Linked DNA regions of Homo sapiens: region 1 is linked to region 2. A link is a loop called in an ENCODE intact Hi-C map of the cell type or tissue named here. Cell type or tissue: Calu3. All regions are shown on one strand. Links, peaks and the distances in the headings refer to the core of each region. The heading gives the core; the rest is flanking DNA.

Region 1 (15,655 bases), core at 4,925-12,924, 400 kb after region 2:
AGTATCATTCACTGACAATGTTAACTCAGGTGGATAGGCATTAAGTCAATACTACTATAAGAACCACTTCTTGTTTATGTTAATGCCATATAGAATGAAATAAAATTCACTAAAATCCAAAAAATTAGAAAAACTATCAAAACTCAATAATATTAAGACAACCCAATAAAAATGTGGTCAAAGGATTTGAACATACATGTCACCAAAAAATATATTCAAATTTCCAATAAATACATGTAACAATGTTCGACATCGTTAGTCATCAGAGAAATACAAAATAAAATGGTAATGAAATACTACTAGATAGGCTTTTACAGAGACTGACAATACCAAGTATTGACAAGGATATGGAGCAACTGAAATTCTCATTCCTTGTGGTAAGAATGTACAATTATATAACCACATTGAAAAAACAAGTTTTCAGTTTCTTTATTCACCCAAAATATATGTCTTTTGGAAAAAATTTTTTCCAGTCTGTGGGTTGTCTTCTCATTCTCTTGATATATGTCTTTTCAAAGAGGCTGAGCTTTACTTTAGACAGTGGTCATCAAAGTGTGTATATTTGTGTTTTTATAATTTATATGCATATATTCCTGTGAAAAGATACTGTATGCATTGTTCAACATGTACAAATATAAGAAAGATATAGTAAAGAAATATATATTTCTAAATTTATAAATGTATTTATTGGTGTTCCACGTTGCAAACTAAATAATCTACGTTGGCTAATTTAAGGAATTAAACTATAGTAGAAGGTTCTCATTTATTGGGATGATTAGAACCAGCCTTTTTGCAGGCTATTAGCGAATCATAGCACTAGGGCTTCACTGCTACCTCCACTGACACCTCTGACACTTGAAACTTGAGGCCAGATATCTGCCCATGCTGATAGAAAACAACTGAATAATTTAATTTGCTAGATAATAGAAAAGAATCAAATGACTCTGCCACATTGCTTGCCAGAAGATTGTTTTTCTCATTTGTGACCTCTTGCCTATAAATGATAGATAGTCCCTGTGCTGCATGCTATAGGTGTTCGTAAGAGAGTCTGGGAATGTGAGCTTTTTATATCCTATTTTTGGGTGGTAAAGGTCATTCTATTAGTCTGTTCTTAAACTGCTAATGAAGACATACCCCAAATTGGGTACTTTATGAAAGAAAGAGGTTTAATTGACTCACAGTTCAACATGACTGGGGAGGCCTAAGGAAAGTTATAATCATGGGGGAAGGGGAAGCACACATGTCCTTCACATGGTAGCAGGAAGGATAATGAGTAAAAGGGGGAAAAACCCCTTATAAAACTATCAAATCCCATGAGAACTCACTCTCACAAGAACACAATTAGAGTAACTGCCCCCATGACTCAATTACTTCCCACCAGGTCCCTCCCACAACACATGGGGCTTATGGGAACTACAATTCAAGATGAGATTTGGGTGGGGACACAGCCACACCATTTCATTCCACCTCTGACCCCTCCCAAATCTCGTGTTCTCACAATTCAAATACAATCATGCCCTTCCAACAGTCCCCCCAAAGTCTTAACACATTTCAGTATTAACACAAAAGTCCAAGTCCAAAGTCTAATCTGAGACAAGGCAAGTCCCTTCTGCCTATGAGCCTGTAAATTCGAAAGCAAGTTAGCTACTTCCTAGATACAATAGGGTCACAGTCATTGGGTAAATACACAGATTCCAAACGGGAGGAATTGACCAAAACCAAGGGGCTACAGGCCTCATGGAGGTCCAAAATCCAATAGGGCCATTGTTAAACCTTAAAGTTTCAAAATTATCTCCTTTGACTTCATATCTCACGTCTAGGTCATGATTATGCAAGAGGTGGGCTCCCACAGCTTTGGGCAGCTCTGCCTCTGTGGCTTTGCAGGGTACAGCCCCACTCCAGGCTGCTTTTACAAGCTAGTGTTGAGTGCCTGCAGCTTTTCCAGGCACATGGGTGCAAGCTGTAGGTGGATCTACCATTCTGTGGTCTGGAGGATGGTGGCCTTCATCTCACAGATCCACTAGGCAGTACCCCAGTGGGGACTCTGTGTGGGGGCTCTGATCCCACATTTCCCTTCCACACTGCCCTAGCAGAGGTTCACCATGAGGGCTCCACCGCTGCAGCAAACTTCTGCCTGAACATCCAAGCATTTCCTTACATCCTCTGGAATCTAGGCGGAGGTTTCCAGACCTCAATTGTTGACTTCTCTGCAAATGTAGGCTCAACACCCCATGGAAGCTGGCAAAGCTTGGGGCTTTCACCTTCTGAAGCCATGGCCTTAGCTGTACCTTGGCCCTTATTAGTTAAAGCTGGAGCAGCTGGGTTGCAGGGCACCAAGTCCCTATGGTGCATACAGCAGGGGGGCCCTGGACCCAGCCCACAAAACCAATTTTCCCTCCTAGGCTTCTGGGCCTGCGATGAGTAGGGTTGCCACAAAACTGTCTGACATGCCTTGGAGACATTTTCCCTATTGTCTTATTAAGATTTGGCTCATAGTTACTTATGCAAATTTCTGCAGCAGGCTTGAATTTCTCCTCAGAAAATGAGTTTTTCTTTTCTATGGCATCATCAGGTTGCAAATTTTTAAAACTTTTATGCTCTGCTTCCCTTTTAAAATTAAGTTCCAATTCCAAACCATATCTTTCTGGATACATAAAACTGAATGCTTATAACAGCACCCAAATCATATCTTGAACACTTTGCTTCTCAGAAATATCTTCTACCAGATACCCTAAATTATCGCTCTCAAGTTCAAAGTACCACAGATCTCTAGGGCAGGGGCAAAATGCCACCAGTCTCTTTGCTAAAGCATAACAAGAGTCACCTTTGCTCCAGTTCCCAACAAGTTCCTCATCTCCATCTGAGACCACCTTAGCCTGGATTTCATTGTCCATATCATTATCAGCATGTTGGTCAAAGCCATTCAACAAGTCTCTAGGAAGTTTCAAACTTTCCCACATCTTCCTATCTTTTTCTGAGGCCTCCAAACTGTTCCAACTTCTGCCTGTTACCCAGTTGCAAAGTTACTGCCACATTTCTGGGTATCTTTACAGCAGTGCCCCACTCCTGGTACCAATTTACCATATCCATTTATTCTCATGCTGATAATAAAGACATACCCAAGGCTGGGTAGTTTATAAAGAAAAAAGAGGTTTAATTGACTCACAGTTCAGCATGGCTGGCAAGGCCTCAGGAAACAGAATCATGGTGGAAGGGAAGCAAACACATCCTCCTTCACATGGTGGCAGGGAGAAGAATGAGCAAAACGGGGGAAAAACCCTTATAAAGTCATCAGATCTCATGAGAACTCACTCTCTTGAGAACAGCATGAGGGTAACCATGTCCATGATTCCATTACCTCCCAACGGGTTCCTCCCATGACACGTGAAGATTATGGGAACTACTACAATTCAAGAGGAGATTTGGGTGGGGACACAGCCAAACCATGTCAGTCATGATATGAGAAATTATCAAATTAAGATGTAGGGAAGGTTTTTAAAAGATTTGAGCAACCACAAATGACAGATATGTGCTATAGTAGTGCAAAATACCATTTTGCTCTTATTAAAAATATAATTGTTCTTGATAATCTGAATTATAAATGTCATGGATAATTATGATGCATTATGCTCTCAGCAGCTAAAACTTCAAGCAAAATACACACCTAGAGAGGAATCAGCCTTAACAATAATTCTATAAATTTAATTTTCTTTATTTCTGATAGTTACATTTTAGTTGACTTCATATGTGATCTAAATACATTACCATTATTTTGGACTTATGATGTAGCTCTTGAAGTACATATATGATGTAGCTCTTAAAGTACATATAGAAGAGCAGATAAAGTATCAGTTCACCATTTCTTTGTAGTTTGTGCTTTCATGATGAATATTCTCATCAATGTACAGATTATTTGCAGGAGCCTTTTAAATCCATGTGTCCATTTTATGAGACTTAGCTTTTGTCTGTATATAATGTGTTTATTCAGTGTGCATGGATTAATTTGAGAGAGCACAGGTATGGGTATCTTTACAGCAGTGCCCCACTCCTGGCACCAATTTACTGTATTAGTTTATTCTCATGCTACTAATAAAGACTATATATCACAATAAACTGAGAACCAGCTGGTAAATGAGAGAACTGTGGTCCACCTTTTCATTGTGGAGTTCTCATTTTCCTTAGCTTATGCTGCTTATTCAACACTATTTCTGCATAATCTAATGCATTCACTAAATGAAGGTGCTGTGTTAGCCTCCACATGATATTAATACAGCCTATTTAATTTATCCTTCTTTAGATTAAAAATAAATAAGTAGTCATGTGCCACAGAATGACACTTCAGTCATTTGGTCATTGAAGGACCACATCTATTACTGTGGTCCAATAAGATTATAATAACATATTTTTCCTGTACATTTTCATTGTTCTGATATGTTTTGATACATAAATGCTTACCATCGTGTTAGAGTTGCCTGCAGTATTCAGTACAGTAACATGCTGTACACCTAGGAGCAACAGGCTATACCACATACCTTAGGTGTATAGTTAGGTTATACCATCTAGGTTTGTATAAGTACACTCTATGATGTTCTCACAATGAACAAAATCACCTAATGATGCATTTCTCAAAACATGTCCCTGTCATTAATACAGTATGTAACAATACAGTTAGTACAATATGTAATACATGACTATATTCAGAATTTTAGCTATTTCTCTTATATTTCAAATGGATTTTCTTATGCACTGTGTGGCACGGGCATTTCATTTTAGTAACCACAGTCTGGGAAAGGAGAAGTCTTTGAAGGATGTTGAGCAAGGTTATGACATGGCCAGATGTGAATTTTTGATCAGTGACTCCATGTTAGCAGATAAAGTTGTATTGGGAAAGATCAAAAGCATGAAGGCCAGATAAGAGGATACTGTATGTTATCATGGATGGAAATGTGAGGGATGGCAGGAGAGATGCTATGATTGAATGAATCTCAATATTCTTGGTGATCAAAGAATAATGAGACTCATGCAATAAGACTCTGTGAATGATTGAATGTAGTTCCTAAGCTAGGAGGAAGAATGAGGAATGATTTTCTGGTTCCTGACTACAGCACAAGTTTTGGATTTTTAGAACAAAGAATAAATTTGTACATGCTTTATGATTCCTGGTTGAATTTTTAAGGATAAAAAAGTCAGCTGTAATATTATTCTTTCCTGATACCATGCAGTATTTGTATCAGTGATCTTATTCATTCCACACACATTCTTCTTGAACCTGGACACTGCTCTAGACACTGATTCTTTCCAAATATCAGATAAGGTTATTCTTATGTAGACCCTCAGTTCATATAAATATGATTTTCCCAAAATGTGAAATAAGTGACTTTTCATAAGATATTTTTTAAAAGAATGTCTTAATAATAAATTGTGAATGTTGCATGGAAATGTAGGTGACTTGCATTGTGCATCCTGTGTTTGATTCACTGCTCTTGCATGTCTTGCCTTTAGCTGGGATGACAGCAGTTCAGTGAGCAGTGGTCTCAGTGACACCCTTGATAACATCAGCACTGATGACCTGAACACCACATCCTCTGTCAGCTCTTACTCCAACATCACCGTCCCCTCTAGGAAGAATACTCAGGTGAGAATTACCACCTTTCTTTTTCCAGTGTTTCTGCCAGCTTTTTCCCCAAAATTACTTAATATTAGATTAAGGTATAGCACAAGCCCTTAATCCAAAATTATTACAGAAACTGGAAAATGCAGAGATAATAAGGACTCCCTTTGCCACTCCTGAACCCTGAAGCATCTTTCATCTTAGTCTTTCCTAAAGCCACAACCCTTAGGAGGAGCAACAATGTGCACTGCAGCCAATTTTGAATAAACAGAAGCAGCATATATATATATATATATATATATATATATATATATATGATATACATTACATATTTATATATATGTAATATATGTGCCATATAGCCTGGTGGTATAGTTATCTATACAAATATATTTATTTATTGTTAATATATAGAGTATATAAATATCTATTTATATAATAGATATTTATATATATTAAATATATAAAAATATATAACATATAATAGATATATATTTTATATATTATATAAATATATATTTATATATTTAATATATTAATGATGAATTACTATATTTGTATAGATAACTACACCACCAAGCTATATGGTGTGTATATATTAATATATAATGTATAATTCTATATTAATATAATAGTAACATATCAATACTTAATATAATATATATTCAATTGATTACAATCTAATTCAGAAAGATTTATGTTGCCATATCTCTCCTTACAATATCGATATGTTTGTTTAAAAATCCAGCAATTATTTTCATAGTCTAATTTTAGATAGTTCTTGATTAATTTTATATGATCTCTGAAATATATCACTGGATCTGTTGTGAATGATAAATCAAAAATGAAAAATGGACATTACATCATTAAGTTCTAGCTTGTCTTACTACTTCTTATGACATTTGATATAGAAAATTTCTACCTTTCTGTAGCGTTTAATTGGTGTTTTCTGCATGTATTTATTCTGAAATTCTCTAATATCTGCAAGTGGGAATTATGTGGCTAAAATTAATAAAATGTAAGTGAAGGTAAATCAAAATAGAATCTTTGGATTTATCCAGTTATCTGAAAGTACATTTCATTGCCTTAATTCATACTTTATAAATTTTTCTACATAAAGTTTTTCTGTAATATTTGTCTTTATAGCTGAGGACAGATTCAGAGAAACGCTCCACCACAGACGAGACCTGGGATAGTCCTGAGGAACTGAAAAAACCAGAAGAAGATTTTGACAGCCATGGGGATGCTGGTGGCAAGTGGAAGACTGTGTCCTCTGGACTTCCTGAAGACCCCGAGAAGGCAGGGCAGAAAGCTTCCCTGTCTGTTTCACAGACAGGTTCCTGGAGAAGAGGCATGTCTGCCCAAGGAGGGGCGCCATCTAGGCAGAAAGCTGGAACAAGTGCACTCAAAACACCCGGTAGGCTTGTCGTTTGCCAGCTGTTATGCAAAAGTGCTTTACTTTATTGTTTCCATTCAATCTTTGTTTTCTCTAACAATAGCATTTCTAAAATACCAAATTCTTATCCATATTAAACATGGAGTCAAATAGTTAAATAGTTTTTCTGTCTACGTTTCACAAACTCGTCATAGAAGCCCAAGTAGGGCCTATATCTAGGCATTCTCTGGAAAGCCTCCTCATAAACTAGGGGTACTGGATGCCTTACCTTGCCAGAGTTATTTCAGGTAATGGGGAAATAAGATTAGGTTGCTAAAGCAACAGTTAAGTTTTTTTGTTTTTGTTCTGCGTTCTTAATGAAAGTTTGGAATTTTTACACTAAATATGCCACTGAATTGCACTACAGACTCTGAGAGGAACAAGCAATGACACTAATCAATTGGAATGCTGGAGATTTGAAATATTGTCTGTGTATTAGACTTCATGAAAGAAGAGAATGAAATAGTTCTTCAAAATTGTGCCATACTTTTTTTAAAAAGACTCTCCCCGTATTTTTAAAATAATGCCTAATTATAAATAGTGCCACCTGAAGCACTAATTAACAGGGTACTCCAAATATAATCATCTCACAGATATTCAAATGAATTCTTTTTCTAGTAATTAGCTTGATAGGGTTAAGTGTTATCTTTTTAAAAAGAGTTGCAAAATATAAGACATTAACAAATAGCAAAACATATGTTTTCATTTTATCTCTTCCATCTCTCATAATGTTTCTTCTGACAGCCAAATTTTTGTAGCTATGCACTCAGTCCTCTCAATATATGAGATTTTTGATCTAAGACAATACATTTAGGAAGGGAAATAATATAAAGAAGCATTCACATTTTACACATTGTTTCACGAAGTGTGGTGATATCAAACTCTACAGGCACATATATTTGTGTATTTCTCCTTAATTAGGGAAAACCGATGATGCCAAAGCTTCTGAGAAAGGAAAAGCTCCCCTAAAAGGATCATCTCTACAAAGATCTCCTTCAGATGCAGGAAAAAGCAGTGGAGATGAAGGGAAAAAGCCCCCCTCAGGCATTGGAAGATCGACTGCCACCAGCTCCTTTGGCTTTAAGAAACCAAGTGGAGTAGGGTCATCTGCCATGATCACCAGCAGTGGAGCAACCATAACAAGTGGCTCTGCAACACTGGGTAAAATTCCAAAATCTGCTGCCATTGGCGGGAAGTCAAATGCAGGGAGAAAAACCAGTTTGGACGGTTCACAGAATCAGGATGATGTTGTGCTGCATGTTAGCTCAAAGACTACCCTACAATATCGCAGCTTGCCCCGCCCTTCAAAATCCAGCACCAGTGGCATTCCTGGCCGAGGAGGCCACAGATCCAGTACCAGCAGTATTGATTCCAACGTCAGCAGCAAGTCTGCTGGGGCCACCACCTCGAAACTGAGAGAACCAACTAAAATTGGGTCAGGGCGCTCGAGTCCTGTCACCGTCAACCAAACAGACAAGGAAAAGGAAAAAGTAGCAGTCTCAGATTCAGAAAGTGTTTCTTTGTCAGGTTCCCCCAAATCCAGCCCCACCTCTGCCAGCGCCTGTGGTGCACAAGGTCTCAGGCAGCCAGGATCCAAGTATCCAGATATTGCCTCACCCACATTTCGAAGGTAAGGATGTATAAAATGATGCTGGAAAAATATAAAGGATAAATATGTGTTAGACACATACATTACATATAAATGTGTGTATATATATATTTTAAATATGTATAAGGTATATATATATCTTAGAATTCTTTAAAGTACACAGTGAGCTCTATGAAGCTTATCATATAAACAGCTAGCAAAAAAAATAGTTCTCATTTTGAGAAACAGTCAAACTTCAAAGTTTCACTGTCATTGTGATACTAGCAACACAAACAACATCTAAGAGACTTAAAAGCTGATGGTAATACCTAAGTGTAGTGATAAGGCAAAGTAATAGCTTGTAAAATTTCTATAGATTTCCATTCCTCCTTTTCACATTAAAAATTAAAACCAAATAGGTTTTCATGACTTTTGGCATTCATTTCCAGTGTCATTTTCTTGCTGGCTCTTAATGAGTTGGTGATCATAAATGTAGATGAAGTTGTTTTCCTTGTAACAGATTCCATTGGACAGATTTATACAGTGTCATATCTTGACACATTAAAGACAATCAAGATATGACATAATTTGAAACTATTCCAGTGTTTGGTACAGTATCACAACTGAAGAGTGGGCTAAGCTTTCTAACTCTTCATCTGCTTTCTTTGACATGACTCTGGTAAGGATCATGACTTGGTTTCTGTTCCTGGATTGTTTTTGGTGTTAAATATGTGAAGTTCTGCTCTAAGATATCACTGTTTTTAAATACCCATGTGTTTTTAAGTGGTAGGAAAATAAATGCAGTTAAAAATTGGGGACAAATATCTAAACCTCTCTGAGTCTGTTTTCTCATCTGCAAAATGGTAGAGTGTGGTTTATAGTTCATTATGGGTTCAATATTTTTAATGTTTGTTTTTATTCTGTTGACTAAACCCAGAACTTTGATATCTTGGAAAGGAAAGATTTTGAAACATTTATTTTACAATAAAGCAATTTCAGATACCTGATTGTTTGAAAAACCTAAAGGCTTTATTCCTCCGTAGTAATATTAATGCTGCAGAACTGTCTTTTTAAAATACTGATTCTCATTGGGAAGAATGAATTATGGCGTATAGGGAGAGTAAATATTTCTGTTTCTTAAGTAAAAGCCAATAGTGCCCTCCTGTGGCCCATTACCTATGAAACAATTTCTCATATTCGTCATAAAATATTTCACTGTAGGAAATATGGATTTCATTGCAACTCAATTAGTAATCATTATGCCATTACTTCATATCATTGTATTTCCATATTTACATAAATTTGATTCTACCATCTGCTTCATTTACAAAACTAAAATGTTTTCTGAACTAAACTCCAAAATCTAACAGCACCAGCTCTGTTTCAAATCACTATTAAAAAATGTATTTGAATAGCACTGGCAACTGACATAAAACCCTTTGGCCTCTGCTGGGGAAAATACAGACAAACTGACTTGTTGCCGACAATGTCAATATTGTTTCCAACCAACTGCTCCCTGACAGTGACTCAGACCACCAGATACTCAACACAACTCCCTAAACTTGCTTTAAGCGTTCCATCTAGATTTTGAATAAACTGTTTAAAAATTTAAAAATAAAAAAAAAAGAGAAGAGCTCATTTAAGTGTTGTCTATCGAATGCGTAGAAGTTGTTTCATTATAATGGTTCTGTAAATAGGTAACAGCAAGTATATGGTCAAACTACTGACTTTGAGTGAAAGTCTCATGATCACTTAAATTATGAAAACCAGGGGTTTTCATGTTTGACTTACTTTTGTTCCACCCACTTCCCCTCTTTCCCTAGTAGCAGCTCAGTACTGACCTACCCTTATATGAGAGATTTTCTGCACTTGATAAAGAAGTCCAAGCTTATAAAAGTTCATTAACATAGAGACAGGAAGTGCTTTGTAGTTCAGTACATCAAAGCACACTTGGCTCTGTGTACTGTAACCCGAAATATTAAATGTGGATATTAGCTTCTTGGAACAACTGAAGTTGTTATTTGTTTTTCTTTTAGGTTGTTTGGTGCCAAGGCAGGTGGCAAATCTGCCTCTGCACCTAATACTGAGGGTGTGAAATCTTCCTCAGTAATGCCCAGCCCTAGTACCACATTAGCGCGGCAAGGCAGTCTGGAGTCACCGTCGTCCGGTACGGGCAGCATGGGCAGTGCTGGTGGGCTAAGCGGCAGCAGCAGCCCTCTCTTCAATAAACCCTCAGACTTAACTACAGATGTTATAAGCTTAAGTCACTCGTTGGCCTCCAGCCCAGCATCGGTTCACTCTTTCACATCAGGTGGTCTCGTGTGGGCTGCCAATATGAGCAGTTCCTCTGCAGGCAGCAAGGATACTCCGAGCTACCAGTCCATGACTAGCCTCCACACGAGCTCTGAGTCCATTGACCTCCCCCTCAGCCATCATGGCTCCTTGTCTGGACTGACCACAGGCACTCACGAGGTCCAGAGCCTGCTCATGAGAACGGGTAGTGTGAGATCTACTCTCTCAGAAAGGTGAGCTTTCCTGGAGGCATTGATAACATCTTCCCCCTCTTCCCTGCACTATGCCTAACCCCCACCCCATTAAATTCCCTTGATTTCACTGTGAGTGCCCCGGTGCAAAAAGATGTAAGACTGATGAAACCGGGCCTTTCATTTGCTCTCATTACCAAATTTACAGAGGAATAGAATCATTAAAGGTAGGGTGAGTGGATAATTTTGTTAATATGAATGCATACATTTATACCCAGTAGGCAATGTGAATAAAATTCAAGGAATGTATTTAGATATTGAATGAGGTCTCCTGAAGACATTTTAATGATTTGGCTTAAGCTTCAGAACAACACTAGCTCCTTATGATGACTTAAGCATTTTGAAAGACCAAATTGAAATTATTCTATAGTTATGCTCAGAGCAATATGTTAAATTTGTTCCATTTGTACTTCTATGAAAAAATAGCAGATGGATTGCTGGGAAATCCTAGTTGGCCTGGTTAAAAAAAAAAAAAAAAAAATCAATTGTCAGCCATGAATCATTAGAGAAAATTATAGTGTCAGTGCCATTTTCAATAGACTGCTTAAAAAGTAATCATATTACAAAGTGTTTCTCATTGGCTTTATATATATATATAAACTTAAAGTAGAGGACATAGCAAGGCATTTCTTACCTAATATGCTTACTGTGAAGCATCCCTTTTGAGCAAAATCACTCTAAATTTTCTCCTCAAAGTGATCCTCTCTTGATTATACTGTACTGACTCTTACCACCAGGAAAATGTCTTAAAACCACTTCTTTTTCCTGATAAATGCAATGCTATTTGTCTCTTGACATAAGTAAAGCTTTAAACATGGTCTTGGCCACATGTGGAAAGAAATACTGGTCACGTAAAATACCTGATATATCTTTCTATGTCTTCCCCTGTTTTTTTTATTTTTTTTTTATTTTTATTTTTTAACTCTGATATTGATGATGGCATTTATTTTCTAGACCTTCAGCCTTACTCCCGGAATGATATTTTTAAACATCAATTAAAGCCCTTAGCTAGACACTCTCTGCATTACGCCAGTTTCCCTTTAATGTAGGATGTCCCAATTTGAAATTCCCCATTTTCTCTTGACTTTGTAAAAACAAAACCCAGAGCAAAACATTGCTTCTTTCCCTCTTTACTTCCTACTTGCCTAACAATGAGACAGGGACAGCCGTGCAAATGGGGCTTCCCGATGATAAAGTAATTTTAACACTAACTAAAATATTGGTGTTTCCTATGGTGGGCTGCTAATTACAAAATACATTTTTCCTCCTAAAGAAAAAAACTGGGCCAAGGCAAACAGCTCAGTGATAGCAAATAAAATGTAACCATTTCCCTATGGTTTTGCTGTTATATGCTATTATAGACAGCATACGTAAAGACCAGTAAGGGTTCATTTTTCCACCTAAAATGTCGGGCTTCCTGTAAAATCTTTGATTCTAGTTTCAGCACTTCTAAGGTAAATGGGCATCTTCACATGTCATTTATAAAACTTCTAATGAATGAATTATATTAAAATAGATAAACAACCTATAGTTTTAATGAATGTATCCTAGATTGTATGCTCATATGTAAGGATTCTAAATATCAACTTGATAACCAAACCAAACATAGTGCAAATAGGTTATCATTTATTAACCACAACCACCTTCCACAAAACTGGTCATTTTTTAATTATTAAGATAATCTGCAACAAGTTGGCCATTTAGCCATCAGCCTATTTCTTCAGCATTTAGACATTAATCCAAGATTCAGAAATAAAGTCAAGTAACTATTTATAACCAAGTAACATTCAAATCAAAACTAGATGAAAGATTGGTTAGTTGCATAGCTATAACCAAAATGCAGTTTTAATATTTTACTCTAATCTATATTTTAACTGAAGTCAATAAAATTTTCACTATGGAAATACACTAGAAAATATGCAATTTCTTATTCTTTTTAAGCAGATTTATTTATTGTACATGTTCAGTCTTTGAAATAGGCCAATTTTATTTATGTTATGTTATGTTATGTTATTTATTTGTTTTGAAATGGAGCCTCACTCTGTCGCCCAGGCTGGAGGGCAGTGGTGCCATCTCAGCTCATTGCGTCCTCTGCTTCCCGAGTTCAAGCAATTCTCATGCCTCAGCCACCTGAGTAGCTGGGGTTATAGGAGCGGACCACCATGCTGGGCTAATTTTTGTATTTTTTGTAGAGATGAAGTTTCACCATGTTGGCCAGGCTGGTCTCGAACTCCTGACTTCAAGCGATCTACCCTCCTTGGCCTCCCAAAGTGTGGGGATTACAGGTGTGAGCCGTGGCACCAGCCTGAAATAGGCCAATTTTTAAAATGGGAGTATTCCTACATTAAAATGGCCAAATAAAGACTTTTTCTAAAATAAACTTTAAACTAATTTTGGATAAATATGTTTTGCCTTTGAGCCTTAATAAAATGCATTAATGAATATTAAGCTGTAAAAAGTACATGTTAACTACATAGCTATAGTGTATAATATTAATATTAATTAGTGCCTTCCAGTAAATTACTAGATTAAAATAAATTTTAATATAAGACACTGAGCTTTTTGTTTTCTTGACAATAGAAATGCAAGCAATAGCAAATTGCTCTAATCCTTTCAAGTACATTTAAGAAAGTTTATGACCTATTGAAGAGAAAAGTAGATCTAGTGGGTGATACTGGCTTCATTATGGTTAATTAATTGATCAGTAGAATGTCAGAAATGCTAAGAAAACCAAAGAACTACACCAGAGAGAAAATGTGTTAATGTAAATTTTAAGGCAAGTTAATTAGCGATATATAATAAAGATGTATATAAGTTCATGATTTACCTGTTTGTCTACAATTTTAGATGATTTTTTGATACTCATATTTAAATCGGTAGCTTTTCCTATAGATTTTAATTTTTGTTTAAATTCCTCTTCATTAAATTAAATAAAATAATAAAATACACTTTTTAACAGTTTTCTCTTCTGCAGCTGCTCTAGGTCATTGGTGGCCATTGAGCCATAACTAGTCTATATTTGTTTTGGGTTTTGTTTCATGTGTCTGACTCAACTAAATTTTTAAATAATTTGTAGTAACCAACTTTGCAAATTCTGGGTTTGTCTTTAAATGTCAGATCTGGCAACGCTGCCTTGACATTTCTGCCTAGAAACTATTGGCTCTAGGCAGTCAGTGCCTGTCTGCTTCAGACTGTTGACTGAAATCCCCATTCGTTTTCATGCCCTATCTGGCCCTTGCTGGCATATGAGTTTGCAACCTTTGGTGATTTGCAGAAATTGTCTATGTTAGAAAATCATTAATATCTAGATTCAAACATATTTCTAAATAAAGCTTTAAATTATTATGGTAACTTTAAATGTATTTATTCTAATTTTTTTCATTAAATTGCTCTTCATCATATAAATATATAATTTTTATACAACTGGATGAGTTTGGCAGAAGAATACCAACTTTTCATATTCTTTGTGGCATTAAACTTTAACTTGTACACATGGAAATAAATAATCCTTAAAATGACTTATGACCACATAAATGCCTTAGCACATGTGGTTCATATTTGGAGATTTCTCATATTTGTTCAATATAATTTATTTTGTTTGTTTATCCACAGTACTTAAGAAAACTTCTATAGTCAACATATATACTGTAACTGGCCTCTACACAGTATAAGCAATTACCTTACATGGCTATTACCGATAAAGTTAAAGTTGTATAAAGCCTTTGGATGCTTTTGATTTCAGTGCTAAATAATGGAGTACACATAGAAGAAAACATTTTAGCTTTGGTTTGAGTGATCAAATTTTAGGTCAGCCTTTTTACATTCATGTTATATCATCCCCATTATGCGTATCCTGTGTATTTAATTTTGATCATTTGATGTCCTAAAGGAAGAAAGCTATAATTCTGCAATTTTAATTAATTTTACACTTTGCTTATCCACATGCCAGAGATTATAAAAGAAATCCCTAAACTTGTCCCACTTAGTTGTTGATATCCTCTTCCTGTATTTTTAGAGAGGCCATTTCTTATTTTCTCTAGACATAGCTTTTCATTCCTTCTTGTTACCAATTGTGAATTCCTTAAAATAGAGATGATAAAATTTATAGCCTTTTAAATACCTAATTTATGATTTCTAAAAGATGGTATAGCTTAATTTCATTAAAATATTCAAATAAATGATACTAGAATCAATTAAGTTTTAAGCAAACATTCATATATCTTTCTTCACATGTATAAATGGGAAATAAACATGCCTTTTTATTAAAAATAATTTGAAGACAAAAGATAAGTATTAAACAATGTTTTATACCATCTCTGTCAATTGGAAGTTGTCACTCTAACTTAGCCAGAGCAGATCTATCTCATTTTGCATGTGATATCATAGCAAAAGTCTAATCAGTTGCATAGGGAAGGAAAAACTAAGATAGTATTTAATCAATAGGATTCAGAGGAAAATTATGCTAATGTGATTTAATC
Region 2 (15,655 bases), core at 2,705-10,704:
TTATTTTTTTGCATGCGGATTTTCCACTTTTCCCATCACCATTTGTTTAAGAGACTGTTGTTTCACCATTATGTAGCCTTGAGACCCTTGTCAAAGATCATTTGACCAATTTATGCATGGATTTATTTCTGGCCTCTCTATTCTGCTCCATTGGTTTATATACTGGTCCTTATGTCAGTGCCACATCATTTTGATTACTGTAACTTTGTAATATGTTTGGAGGTTAGGCAGTGTGAGGCCTTTAGCTTTGTTTTTCTTGCTCTATATTGTTTTGGCTATTTGGGGTCCTTTGTGGTTCCATAAACATTATTTCTATTTCTACAAAAAAGCCATTTGGATTTTGATGGAGATTTATTTGAATATCCAATTCATGTATATAGGATGTCTTTTCTTTTTTTTCGAGACAGAGTTTTGCTTTTGGTGCCCAGGCTGAAGTGGGATGGCATGATCTCGGCTCACTGCAACCTCCGCCTCCTGGGTTCAAGTGATTCTCCTGCCTCAGCCTCCCAAGTAGCTGGGATTACAGGCATGCACCACCATGCCTAAAAATTTTGTATTTTTAGTAGAGATAGGGTTTCTGCATGTTGGTCAGGTGGTCTCAAACTCCTGACCTCAGGTGATCTGCCCACCTCAGCCTCCCAAAGTGCTGGGATTACAGGCATGAGCCACTGCACCTGGTCAGGATGTCTTTCCACTTATTTATTCCTTCGCTGATTTCTTTCAGCAATGTTTTGCAGTTTTCATGTACAAGTCTTTTCTTCCTTAGTTAAGTTTATTCATAAGTATTTTATTCTTTTTGGTACTATTGTAAATGGTGTTGCTTTCTTAGTTTCCATTTTGGATTGCTCATTGTTAGTGTATGGAAATGCAACTAATTTTTGCATGCTGACTCTGTAGTTTGCAACTTTACTAAATTTGTTTTTTCTAACATTTTTTGAAATCTTTAGGGCTTTTTACATTTATGAGTATATCATCTGCAAAAACAGATAGTTTTACTTTTCCTTTATGACTTGGATGCCTTTTCTCTCCTTCTTGCCTAATTGCTTTATGAAAACTTCCTGTACTATGTTGAATAGAAATTGTGAGAGTAGGAATCTTTGCCCTTTTTCTAAGGCAAATCTTTCAGAGTTTTTTTTTTTTTGACAGTTGAGTATGATTTTAGCTGTGGGTTTTTATATTGCTGTTTATTATTTTGAGGTAATTATCTTATACACCTAGTACACTGAGTGTTTTTATGAAAGGGTGTTGAATTTTGTCAAATGATTTTTCTGCCCCTGTTGACATAATCATATGACTTATTTTTTGTTCTGTTAAATAACATTGATTGAGTTACATATGTTCAACCCACCTTGTATCCCAGAGATAAATTTCCCTTGGCCATGGTGTATGATCCTTTTAATATGTTGTTAAATTCAGTTTGCTAGCATTTTGTTGAGGATTTTTGGATTGATATTATTCAGTGATAATGACCTGTAGTATTCTTTTCTTGTAATGTCTTTGTCTAGCCTTGGTATCAGGGTAATACTGGCTTCCTAAAATGAGTTTGGAAGTGTTTCCTCCTTTTAAAGTTTTTGAAAGAATTTGGGAAGAATTTTCATTTTATTTAATGTTTGGTAGAATTCTTCAGTGAAGCCATCTTGTTCTCGGCTTTTCTTTGCTGAGATTTTTTAATTTATTTTCTTTTATTACTGATTCAATGTCTTAACTAGTTACAGATGTTTGGATTTTCTATTTCTTTCTTGTTCAGTATTCATAGGTTGTGTGTTTTTATGAGTTCATCCATTTCTCCTAGGTTATCCAACTTATTGGCACATAGTTGTTCATAAGAGCCTCTTGTTATCTTTTGTATTTCTGGCATCAGTTTCTTACTTTACTTGAGTTTCTCTCTCTCTCTCTCTCTCTCTCTTTAACCTGGCTAATGGTTTATCAATTTTTTTTCTTTGGTTGAGTTATGTTTTCCTGTTTCTTTATGTGCCTTGTAACTTTCTATTACGATCTACACATTTGAAAAAACAGTCACTTTTCCCAGGCTGTTCACAGAGGAAGGCCTTTACCCATCAGCTGGCTAGTGATTCTGGGGGCCACTCAAGCGTTTTTCTGTGGGTGTCTTCTCAGGAAGTGTGCACATAAATTTCCAATTAGAAGGATTTACTGGCTTCTTTTTGCAGGAAACTGTACTCTCTTTCTTCCTCTTGTGTCTGTTTGAAGTACTACAGGTTCTCTGCAGCTGCCATATGCTGCTCAGCTCTCCATTCTTTTCAGCAACTCCCTGGCTTCTAGAGTATGCCAGTCCCATCAGCACTCCAAAATAGAATAACCAGACCCTTGGGCAGCATCCTCAAAAACCAGAATGTTAGATGCAAACTCCAATTCTTTCCCTCTCTAGGAAGAAGCTGAGAGTTTTTCCCACTTGTTCCATGTGGAGCCAGTAAGCAACTATGGCCAGGGAGTACAACACGTTTTTCTGCCAGCTTTGATGCAGTGGTTTCATGCTCACTGAGGTGTAGGAGCCTCTTAACTGGTTTCTGGATTTCTCACAAAGGGAGTGTGTCCATGTACTATTGTCCATGGAGGGAAGGAGGGTCTGGGACTTTCTCTTCTGTCATGTTGATAATATCACTTCTGCCTATGATTCTTAAAATGTTAATTAACAGAGATATTCTGCACATCAGTTTTTATTCTTCAGGGCCATAGATATAAGCTCAGCAGTGTGGTCTGAGTCTGCTCTAGAATGGTTTGTGTTTTTTATTTGTTTGCTTATTTTTGTTTCTGGTAATCGGAGGAGCATGTGCTATTGAGTGAGAGGACCACAGTCCATATCTGGACCCAGTGGACCCACGGTAAGCTGAGAAGCTAGGACTATTCATTTCACAGCTCCGAAACTCTATTCTTTCATTTATGAAGTGTGGATATTGTCGAATATTCATCTGGACCTTTGTAAGTGCATTGTAAATCTGTAAAACAACAAATTAAGGTTATTTATTATATATAATAACTACAGGACAGATCCAAAAGATGTAGATGTTGTTTTTTACCAACCTAATTCGTACAGCTGGTTCATTTTGACTGGTTACTACTTTTTCCTAAGTATAATGAGCACAGCAAAAAAAAAGCGTATTGAAAAATCTGGGTAATTAACCTTTTTGTTTTAGCTCTTCTTTGTATTTGGCTTACTTCTCTCATATATCTGAATGTGTTTATAGCCATTTAAGATATGCTGAGAACCTGAAAATTCAATTACTTATATAAATGTTTTACACTTAAATTAGTTCTAGATATTTGGTAGGAACATGGGTATAAAAACATGAAATATAATCAAAGGTGAAAAGAATAGCCTCAGTTATTTATCTTATAAACTAGTGATTTTCATAATTTATTTTTTATGTTGAGATAACTAAGACAATAATTCAAGGTCTGTAATGCTGAGAGTCATATAAGCTTCTAAACAGCCATTTTTGGAAAGTACTCTATGGGAATGTAGCAATTTACATGGCACATTTTCCCAAGGAATTTAGAGCAGTTCGTGGCCCTTACGTAATTTGTGGGAGGTAAAATACATGTGTCATTATTTGAAATCCCAAAGTCTATGAATTGAATCAAGAAGCCTCTTTATAGGCTTTTCTGATTCAGGACAGCCAACCCTAACCAGACCTGGAACACACAATACTACTCATAGTTTTTGTCAGAAGGAAATTCAAAAATAGCACACCTAGAAGAATTGTCATTTTACACTGAGCCAACTGTCATAAACTGTGTGCTCCATGTGTTTCAATGGAACTGAAAACCCCAACTCAATTTTCTGCTGAACAAATGTTTAAACTGAAAAAAGCAACGAAGCCCACAAACAACCCTTTTACTTGATGCATATTTTTCTTTATCCTCTTGTTGGGTTGTTAGAATGGGAATTCTATGTAGAAGGAAAGGTATAAAAATGAATTCAATCGTGTTTGGTAGTATTTTCTACACTGTGTACTGGGCTGTGACTAACATACTTTATTTGATAGGGATTATAATCATCCTTTTTTCAGGAAAAGATGAATTCAGGGTTTTCTATAATTAATATACTCATACTCTTTCAGGAAAACTACATGCTGTGTATTTATACGTTAAAGCAACAGGTACTATAAAAATCTTGTTGATATTGTGTGTGGTAGTTTTCAGCTTTTTGATACTTAAGCCTTTGCTTTTACAAAGCATTATGCTGGTATAGCTGTTTAGCAATAACTTTTGATTATTATGGGCCTAGTTGTGGTAATTTTACAAAATGGGCAGTATTCAGATTGCATGTAAATTGCAGTGATAGAAAAAAATAAAAAATATTCTTCTACAGTCTGGGAGAAATTTTGTTAAATCATGTTATTATATGGGTTGTTAAGTTCTTTGGAGTCTTTTGAAGAGTGTCCAGGCTGTTTCCATGCTTTGTTTATATAGGGAAATGATTGGAATAAAAGCATGAACTGAACTATTCTTGAATTAATCCAAATGTTTATATTATGGCATTATTGATAGAAATTTTGTCTTGTTACTTGGATATCATGCAGTGTTTATGAGGATAGCAGTTTTCTAGCCAAAATCTCACTCATGAAGTTCAGCTCTCCAATTTTAGAAATGATTTTTCTTTTTCTTCATGCATACATACTTGGCACAAACCTCAGTAAAGTTAGGCTCAGGTGAATGTTTACAGATTATCATTCTGAATATGATTTTTTGAGGGGCATGATTGTAGCTTTTGTGTTATCAGCTATAGTAATTTTTGCAAGTTTTTTTTGCCTTTTGGGTTTTTACTAAATGTTTTTCTACTATGTTATTAATTTTCTGTAAAATATGTTTATAGTGTCTCTATTCAGAGAGACAGAGACATAGAGAAAGAGAGCACATGCTCTCTCCATGTAGAAGTGACAATGGTACTGGGAGATGGTGTGATATACCAAACATTTCCTCAGTCCTCTTTCCTTTACTAAGCCCTACATTTTACAGAAGTGACTGCGAATAAAGTAAACCAAGGAGAAGATCTCTGTATGCCTTAACAACTTTTCAGTTTTGCAAAACTATAATAATTAATTCTTACAATAATGTTATTGAAAAGTTTTTTTTTTTAAATTTGATTTATGGAGGGATTATGATGAGCCTCCTTAAAGAGGTTGGCATGCTGCTTAGACTACATGGAGCCACTGAGCAGATACTAGTCAAGCTATGTGAACAGCACTCTGCTGGCTATTAAGAAGCCAATGATAAACAAAATAAATAGGATCTCTGCCCAGATACAAATACATTTCAAGTTATGACATGCTGTGAAAGGCTTGAATCTTCTGGTTCACACACCTTCTCCCTGCCAGAAATCTGGGTGCAGAGCCAACCTTGTTTGCTTACTGGTCATGAAAATAAAGGAGGGTCAATTGGAAGATCCTGATCCATAGTTAGTTGATGCCCTTTCTGAGTCTCCACACAGATTTCGAGGAGTTTCTTCTTGGCAATCTTGACTTTTTTTTTTTTTTTTTTTTTTTACATATATCTCTATTATAATAGGTCCCATTAATTAGAATTGTTCTATTTCAACCTTCTGCAACTTAAACAGTAAGTCCTTGCAGGATAGTGAAAAGCCTTTTTCATGTTGAATTGCTTCATACATATGAGATTTAAAGTGATGAATATGCGTGTTCATTCGTTTGTTCTTGAAAATATGAAAGTACATTTGAGTTTTTGTATTTTTCTATTCATTAATTTTAAATGCCAAATAAATTATTACTTTTCTACATCCATTAAATGGGGATAACTCTTATCTCATTAGTTTACTGTGTAAATAAATGAGATAAAGTATATAACATATTCTAGATGCACATGTAAAGTATCAAGACATGTTAGATATTACTAATACTAAATAATACCACATTCTCTATTACAAATTTCTATAAAAATTGCATTTTTCATATAAAATTTTGGCTGTGACCATATATGTGGGCACTTATGTATTTGTTTACAGACCTATCAGTTGATTATGCTTTTTCTGTATTTTTTTCTGAGAATAGAAATGTTAAAAAACTTTCATTCAATGCCTGCAAATAAATTAACTCAAAGATGTTCAATTCTAGAAGGAAACTTACAAATTATCTTGCCTGATATGCTCATATTATGAATATATAACTGGAGGAACAAAAAAATTAAAAAACATATTTAGGCCACTTTGGGGGGATTCAGTTTATTAAATAATATCTCAAGTGCTCAATAATATTTGCGATATCCTTCCTTTCAGTGCTAGAGTATTCAGCAATATACTGTGTTTGCCACCAGAAGGTGCTACAGGGAAATAAAACCAGCCTGTTTGAATGCTTTGTACTAGTATTTTTCCATTTGCTCTTGGTGGTGTCCTCTCTAGATCATTTCCTCCATTCAGTAATAGGTTTTCATATGGTATCAATATCCTATCTATGAAATTTCAAGGAGCTGACCATGGGCAAAAAAAGCAGGAAATAGAGAAGTCTTTAGAAATAGCATTATATGAAATATTTGAGAACATAATATTCATGTAATTGAAGATACTGTATAAATTAAGCTTTGCAATTTCTGTTAAAGTCAACTTCATAAAGAAAGTTTATGTTCTGTGCTAATTCAGATGTCAAATCTTTCAAAAGTGAATTTACACTCCCTTTAAAATATGGTAGAACTGAGAATGCTATTGTGGAATGCATAATTCTAGAGTGAGTACATTTTATAATCTTGTCAGTAAATTCACTAACCTTAAAAGGTTTATTGTCTTTAAGCTTTCCTAAGTAAAAAATATCACCAGGTGTCTGTGTGTATTTTCTTCACATAGTTTATTTCAAGATAATTTAAGCATCTAGGCGATACTGGTATTAAACTTTTTTCCATTGAGGATTTCCCTTTTCTTTTCCATTTGGGAAATACAACATGCTTCCCAGATTCCAAATTTCACTGCTTATTTTTATGACTACTATAAAAGGATAAGAAGAGGATAAAATAGTAAAAGGGTAATAATATTATCCTGGGAGCTATTTCTGTATCTCAGTGCTAAAAGCCATCAAACTATGTAGACATTTTTAAAAGTTCTTTTGTAATATTCATATAACTGACGAAAATGTGTTCATTTATCATTTCAGCAGGAAAAAGTATAAAATTTCTCTGGATATTTTTCTGGACATTTGCTGTGTACATTTTCATTTAACATGCCTTTGCAAGTTAGATAGTTTCCCCAGATTTTTTTTTCTTTTAATTTCATGTGCTCAGTAAAAATGTGGCAGTCTTAAGCCCAATGCTGCAAACTATACTGGTAAAATAGGGTGGAAATCAGAGAAAGTGGTAGTTGTAGAGAGCTTGCTCGCAAACCATTCAAAATTTGGAAAGGAAAAAAAAAAAGTGAACTCTTCTATACTCATGTAAACTATTGTATTAGTTTCCTGTTGTTGCTATAACAAAATATCACAAACTTGATGGCTGGCGACCACAAAAATGTTTATCTTACTGTTCTGGAATTCAGAAGTCCAAAATGGGCCTCACTGGGTTAAATTTAGGTCTCTACAGGGCTGCATTCCTTCTGGAAGATCTGTGGGCGAATCCATTTCATTGCTGTTTCTAGCCCTAAAGGCTGCCCTGTCTCTTGGCTGTGTTTCCCTTCTATCTTCAAAGCCTTCAATGGCTGACTGAATTTTTTTCATGCTGCATCACTCTGAATCTGACCCTTCTGCCTCATTCTCCACACCGAAAGAACACTTTTAATTACATTGGGCCTAACCGGATAATCCAGGACAAACTCCTTACTTTGAGGTCAACCGATTAGCAATCTTAATTTTCCCTTTCCATCTCATATATTCACAGGTTTCAAGGATTAGAATGTGGAAATCTTTGGAGAGGGGATTATTTTTCTGCCTTCCACATCTACCTTCTGTGCATTTTTCCAGAGTTGAAATACTATGTGTGTAATTTGTTTAGCATTTTTCACTTACACTTGTGGTTTGGATTTTCTCGTGTTAGTGCTTTTCAGTGAATATCTTTTTCACAGCCACAGAACACTACAAGGAAAGAATTTACCATCATTTTCCTACCCATTCACCTAACATTGGCCACTTAACTTATTTAAAAATATTTATTGTATATCAGTTGTGTGACAGGTGCCCTGCAAATAAATGGGATTTTAGTCATTTATAAGACAAAGTTTCTGCCTTTAGGGGAACTAATGGGAAAGAGAGGAGGAAAGAAAGTAAGGGATTAGTCAGAGTATGAATTTATTAAAATTCTGATGTGGGCATGACAGTGGAGACAGGGTACCATAAAAATGGAAAGAATGAAAAAAAATGGAAAGAATATTTCTTCAATGGAGAGTCAGGCATGGTTTCCTAATAAAGTGACATGTTTGCTGGGTCTGGAGGGTGGAGATATTTATCCACTTTAGAAGCTAGGGAAAGAGTGTTTGAGGCAAAACAACAAAAAACAACAATAGCAACAAAAAGGACTTGAGTAAAACAACAATAACAACAAAAAGAGCACTAGTAAAGACCCCAAGTCAGGAAGCTGCTTGGCACAGTGGATGATTGTGAAGTGGGACAAACTGGCAGGGGTTTGGTGATAAGAAAAATGGCTTGGGATGAAGACGGAGAGGTGAGAAAAGCCATTTCATGTAAGACTTCGTATGCCAAGGTAATAATATGGGATTTCATGTTAAAAACAAGGAAAGCTATAGAACAGTTTTAATCGAAGGAGAAACACAATATGCTTCTATTCAAAATGATCCCTCTGGCTACAGCACTCATCATGAATGAAGATAGCAGAAGGAGACATGAGGAGGTGGGGACCATATTGAGGAATATCCACAGATTTGTCGATAGAGATGGTCAGGATGGTAGGAGCCACTGAAAGGTTGGTGATGCCATGATTCCATTTACTAGGACTGGTGTAGGCTGAGAGAAAGCTGTTATAGTGGGAGGACTGAGTTCAATTTTGGAAGCATTGTATTTGAGAGGTTTTTGGGTCATAAACATGGAGGTTCCAGTGAGAAGTTTACGAGTGTAGTCAAGGCCTGATAGTTTGTTGTGGGCTGGAGCTTTATCTGTGGAAGCTTTGTAGACAGCAACCATAGGCATGGGAGAAAAGTAAACAGGAAAAAGGGAAAAGGTTGCTTCTTATTTCAGCTCTTAAGAGGAACAATTTTTTTTTTTAATTGCATGAATCATTGACCCCTTTTTGTATCATTTAGAATATTACCAAGTCAAGGGTATAAATATTTTAATGTTGAAATGAAACGTAAGTGAAAAACAGGCAGACAGATTTAAGGAAGCGTATTCCAGGGAGACAGAATAACATGGGCAATGGCCAAGAGGCATGGAGCTGCACATTGTTCAGTAGAGTTTAGAAGTGTGATATGACAGGGCCCAGGTTCTAAAAATTCTGTTCTAAAAATTTTACACTTATTAAATCAACGAGTCTGTGAGGTAATTACTATCATTACCTCATTTTATGTATGAGACAACTTAGGCACTAAGAAGATAAGTAACTTTTCCCAGTTATACTGTTAGGAAATTGTGCTAGAATTCAAGCCCAGGCAGTCTGTATTACATAATGGACAACTGCTATTGCCAAGTACTCTTCTAATTACTCTCATTTAGGGGTGGCTATTTCGCTTTTCATCCTAATGAAGTCTGCCAATATTATCCATCCCCACTGGCTATAGGAGTGGGAAAAACACCCAAATTGGCCTCATCAGTATTTTTTTTTTAGATGTTTTAAAATTGGAAGTAAAGAACAAAATATTTCTGCTCCTCTGATAGCAAAGCTAGTGAAATGTGTACTCCAAACTGCAAATGGCTACGATTCCATCCTAGTAGACATAGCCATGGTGAGTTTATAAAAAGATGAGATCCAGTGAGCCTCCTGGTGGTACTTAAATCCCCAGCTCACTCCAGTCCTGTTAGGGCAAGACTTCCTTTTCAGCAATTTGGTCATGTGAATCACAAAATGCCTAAGCTTGTCTGAGTTGGTTACGATGATTTGTGGTCAAAAGTGTTTTGAGTAATATATTGCTGATTTATTACAGTTAAAACAGCAAATGGCATGGGTAGACTTGTGTTTAAGAAAGGTCACACTTGCAAGAGTGTGAAAAGTGCAAAACTAGAGACAGAAAGAATAATTGGACTATTTCTGTAACTCCAGTGAATACTGAAGAAGTGGGCTAAAGCATCAGCACTGAGGAAGCTTTAGTTTACTTCTTCAATATTTAGTCCACTTCTTCATTTTCTACACTGAGGAAATGGACAAAATGATATAAAACACATCAATAGGGTAATACCGATTGAATTTTGTTATTGGATGGAAAGGGTAAGAGTGAGGGAGGAAATGCACAGGTTTATGGCTGGAGAAGTACAGTAGACAGAGTATCATTTAGGCAGTAATAGTTTGAGGGTGGTAGAGGAAATGATGAATCCAATTTTGTAAGTGATGTCCAGAACACACTTACATATAGTTGACCCTGGAATAGCATGGGTTTGAACTACACGGGTCCACTTATACCTAGATCTTTTTCAACAAAAGTTATACCAAGTGTACCTGCCTCTTCTCCTGGCTCCCCTTCTACCCGCTTCACTTCTGCCTCTGCTACCCCTGAGACAGCAAGACCAATCCCTACTCATCCTCCTCCTCAGCCTACTCAGCATGAAGACAATGGGGATGAAGACCTTTATGATAGTCTGCTTCCACTTAACCAATAGTAAATATATTTTTCTATTTCTTCTGACTTTCTTGATATTTTATTTGTATTGTAAGAATATAGTATATAATACATGTAACATGCAAAATATATGTTAATTGGCTATGTTATCAGTAAGGCTTCCAGTCAACAGTAGATTATTAGTTGATAAGTTCTGGGGGAAGTGAAAAGTTATATGTGGATTTTTGACTGTGTAGGGGGTTGGCACCCCAATCCCTGTGTTGTTCAAGGATCAAGTGTATATTGATGTGAAGAGAGACCTAGGCTTGGTATATATAGGTTTGGCAATCATCAGTGTGTTGGTCTTAGAATGTGGACTGTCATTACTGATCCTTCCTAAAGTAGTTTTAATGGCAAGGAAGGCATAGAAGCCTGATTTCATACTTGAAGAGTGAAGGGAAATCTACTTAGACATAGAAGACTGAGTTCATATATGTGTGTTTACTTCCTCTCAAACCCCACTAAAATATTAGTGAAGAATTAAAACCTACAAGAAAAAGGCATGGGAAAAGGAGGAAAAAAGTAAGGTCTATGACATTTGGAAAGTGAAATGTAAGATAAACATGGTGATCAGAGCATAGGAAGCTTATAACTAACTGAAGAAGAAAGGTCCTGCAAGAAATAAACAACGTTTTACCTCTGGGCCCTGGAATTGGAGGCAACAAAAATCACTGAAACAAGGAAGAAGAGAGAAGGCTGAAATTCTGCAGCAGCAATTCATCTTTCAGATTTCCTCCACAGCCAAATGACAACTCCTCCTAAATCCTGATATAAGGCAGGAGACTTACCTATTGGTAAAATTAAATCAGAAATATTCTAGACTTCAGGATATCAGACACAATAGAGGGCCTGAAAACAAGATAATTGATGAAAAATCTAGATACCAAGTAGAGAAGCCATCAACTCCTTCTTTACCCAGGATGCTATATCCAAGATTTAGCTCTCTAGGCAGGAGCATAATAGATTCCTATTTCAAGGAAGAGGTGTGTATATGGGAATGAGGGGTATAGAATTAATTTCTAGATATTGACATTTGAAGCTTGTTGAAAACATTCAGGCTCTACCCAATTATTCTAAGACCTGTGAACAAGTAAACTCTACTTAGTAACACAAACCTCACTCTCTACTTTTTAAGCCTCACTTTAACATATAGATTGCTAAGTATCCCAGGGAATTTGAGAAATTCCTTTAATGTAAGACAAAGGAAAATGGGAAAATCAGGAATAATAACTCAGAAGAAATTGAAACATTCACAATACAGTTAGCAAAAGAAAAACTTTTTAAAAAGCAATAACTGATATGCTCAGAGGAAAAATAAAAGACACAGGAAAGATGAATAGGATGAAATTTAAAAAGACATTTAGTGAACAAAAAGATTTTTAGAAATGAAAACACGTGATTCCGGAAACTAAAAAAAACAATAATGTAAGGATTGGAAATTAAAAGTGAGAAAAAGTTAGAAACAGCTAAAAAGAAAACAAAGGAGAATCATAATAGGTAAGAAAATTGAGGAAAGTAAACCAAGTAGTCTAGTATTCTAATTTATATATCCAATAAATGTTTATTGAGCATTGTTATGTGTCTTGCATTGTTCTAGGTGCTGAGGATATCAGAGCAGAATAAAATAAAATCCTATGATCAGGAGTTCCAATAATACAGAATTGAGCAAATGGAAGTGAAATAATTAGGAGTGAAATAATGCCAAAAGATAAAACAAGACTCTCTGAATTACTAAGTTTCCAGATTAAAAGTGCCCATTGAATGGGATGGCATAGTGCTTTTTTCTTTTTTTTTTTTTTAAAGAAGACAAAAAAGCACATAATCATGACATTTTTAAATACTTGGGATAAAGAGAAAATCTTAACAGCTTTCACAAGTAAAGGGCACATTTGAAGCTGAATATTCTTAATAGAAGTACTAGAAGCTAGAATAAAAACAGAATAATGCCTCAAATACTCAAAAGGAAAATGATTGCCAACCTAGAATTTGTATTCAGCTAATTTCTGAATGACATAAGGATTAAAAAACAAAGATAAATAAAAGTATTTCAAAAAACACACGGTTTCAAAATTCTTCCACTCATACAACTTGTGGTTCATCAAACTAAGGGAATAAATCAAGAATGAAGATAGCATGAGATTCAGAAATTGGAGGATTCAGTGCAGAAGAGAGGCAAAGGTAATCCCAGAACAATGAAGTTGAAGAAAGGGATAACACCTGAATACCAGTCCCATACAGCAGCCAGTCCTGAGTTTTGGAGGAGAAGGGAGGATTCCAGGGGAAGGTCTTTCAGAGAAAAAAGATAAGTTGCAATAATGGATTATCCTATATGTTCTATTGTAGAGAGTTATAGAAGAATTAATGACAAGAACACAGAAAATTGTGCAGTTTTCTTGAAGAGGTGCTCAATTATACAAAAAGAAAAAGTTGCTCACTAATGTAAATGATTTTATGATACGATATATAACCCAGCAGGAAACATATTTACCTAGTTAGTATAACATAAACACTGAATGTTAATTACTATCCAAATTGTGATTGGCAAATTCTAGCCAGGGTATAAAAACTAAGACTAAGAGAGAGAGGAATCTTCATTTTCCATATACGAATTCAAGAGATTGTTGAGCTTTTAATGGGAAACAGCATGGATATCATTTATCAACTTGAGAAAAATTCAAGAAGACGGAGCTAAAAGAGTTAAAATGGTGGCCTTTCAGGAATGAAACCTGATGGTGACACAGAGTAGTGCTGTTCTTATTAAAAATCTTTCCAAAAGTATTCAACTTTTAAAATGTTTATGTGTAGAATTTTCAATATAAAATTATATTTTAATTAAAAAAATAGTGGTTAGGTGCTGAAGAAGCGGAGATTGCAAATGTAGCACAATTGCAGCAAGACTTAAGTTACCAGGGGCAGAGGAAAGACAATTGAGGAACTGTTACTACATTTAGCATTGAGGGGAAGGACAGTTTTCATATGGGAGGAGCTCGAATAGGTTTATAGGCTACAGAGAACGAGTCGGTAGAAAGGAAGAGTTTGAAAATAAGGCAAAAACAAAACAAAACAAAAAAACTTACAAGATAAAACATGTATTTGGAATCACTGGAAAAGACTGAGGTTGCTGCTAATTTATGTTCTTTTTCTTCATCAAGGATTCCTAGTGCCTTTTCCTCCTCAAATTTAATGGCCTACTCAGCAGCCCATGTGCAGAAGTTATGAAGTGGGGCTGTTTATCTGTTGGTGAAGAGTTTTCAGAGAAGATCATGGTGTTGGGTTGCTGATATGGAATGAATAAGAACAGATGAGGAGGGACTTAAGAAGGGAGGTAGACATTACTGAACGTAGAAGAATTTGATACACACAGGGAAAATTCCTATACAGAGGGAGATTTGAAGAGGGCTCTTCTCACTGCTTTATGAGGTGCTTCCGTGGGTGGGTGATTCCAAGCTATAGGACATCAGCAGTGCGTGTGAGCTGCTTAATTTTTTTGTGAAACACTCCCAAAAACAGATAGAATTAAGTACTTCCTATAGACATTTATTACTTATAGTTCTGGTAATCATTGCTAACATTTACTGAGAGGTTATTGCTGACCCTAATTTAATTGTGAAATATGGATTGTCTCACCTGAGACTCACTACAACCCTGCGTGGCACAAATTGTTTTCATTCCCATTTTGCAAATGGTAACAATGAGGCACATATAGTTTAACTGGCAAAGGTCACTGAGCAAGTGAGCAGTGAAGCTGATATTTGCACCTAAGTAACCTGACTACTAAGCCTATGTAGATTAGTCATTATCCTATATCTGCAGTAACTACACTGTAGATGATGGAATAGCTAATGCACATGGCATTTGTTGAAAAAGCAGAGGAATTGAGAGTAGCTAAGTAAGGCTGGAGCATAGATGTATGATGCACATTTAAAGAGTACATGTGGGGAATTGGTGGAGGAAGAGTGTGAAGACATAAGAGAAACTGGTTCATGAAGAGCCTTGTCATAGTGAAGACCTTTGGGCTTTAGCCTGACAGCTAGAAGAAGACATTGAAGGATTTTAACTGGGAAAATAATATGATTGATTTTTTTTCCAGAAAGCACCTTCTTGCAATATTATGGAAAATTAATTGGAAATATCAGAGGAGGGGATATAGCAATGAGAACATTTATGAGACTGGCATTGGTTGAGGCAAAGTGTGCTAGTAGGCACAGAGAGGAGGGAACAAATATGAGAGGCATTAAGGAGGTACGTTTAATAAGATTTAGTGAAAGATTGGAATAGGGCATGACGAGTATTTGTGGCTTGGATAATTAGATGAAAAACCATTTATCAATAAGAGAAAAACAGGAAGAAGAGCATTTGGGAGATAAGAAAAATATGAATATACTTTGAGATAGATATTATTTGTGTGATCTGGAGAAATAAAAATGTGCACTAGGTACTTGGTTCAAAGCCAGAGAAAGAGAGAGAGAGAATATGTGTGACCTTTATTGATCTGGCTTTGGGTTTCACCATATAAATCACCTGTATAAATTGGAAATGGTTGCAACCATCTCAGAGAGATACAGCAGAGTTCCAGAACATCATCTGTGATCACTTGACAAATGTAAGCTAAATGTTGAAGCAGAATGTGGTTATGATTTCGGGGAAAAAGTTACACTTAAATGGTGGCTAGAAACAAAGACCACAGAGAAGACTGAAGAGGGGCCAGATTTCTGAGGGAAACCAACAAAGCATGGCTTCATGAAAGCAAAGGATACTGTGAGTAGTTTCAAGGAGAAAGTGATCAAATTTCACTAATAGGCCACTCAACTGTTTGATAATTAGCAAGCCCTAATTGACTTGGTTTAGATTTTTTTTTTTTTTTTTTTTTTTGCAAGAGGTTGATTTAAGAGCTTGTTTTCAGTTTTCTAAATAAATGAGAGGTGAGGGAGTAAACTCAATTGG

The links. A loop is a pair of places that touch in the nucleus more often than their neighbours do. Peaks named below come from ENCODE experiments on the same cell type or tissue, not always from the same donor. Only the 100,000 strongest peaks of a DNase experiment are listed, where the experiment ranks them.
Region 1: it touches region 2 in a loop (9-fold over the local background); 6 of 110 quality-filtered maps call a loop at or near these places.

What each region holds. Positions count from the first base shown.
Region 1 is chr12:78,111,270-78,126,924 of GRCh38, forward strand. NAV3 (neuron navigator 3) reads left to right here. Exons shown (of 40, transcript NM_001024383.2): 13 at 5,503-5,635; 14 at 6,758-7,028; 15 at 7,968-8,676; 16 at 10,671-11,159. Among named protein-coding and RNA genes, the nearest start is that of LINC02424, 240 kb to the right of the region's middle. In Calu3, for the core only: no CTCF peak of the experiment used is centred there; a DNase peak (open chromatin) is centred at 8,302.
Region 2 is chr12:77,718,275-77,733,929 of GRCh38, forward strand. It overlaps a transcript of NAV3 not described here. Among named protein-coding and RNA genes, the nearest start is that of NAV3, 100 kb to the right of the region's middle. In Calu3, for the core only: a CTCF peak has its summit at 6,285 (motif pointing right); a DNase peak (open chromatin) is centred at 6,307.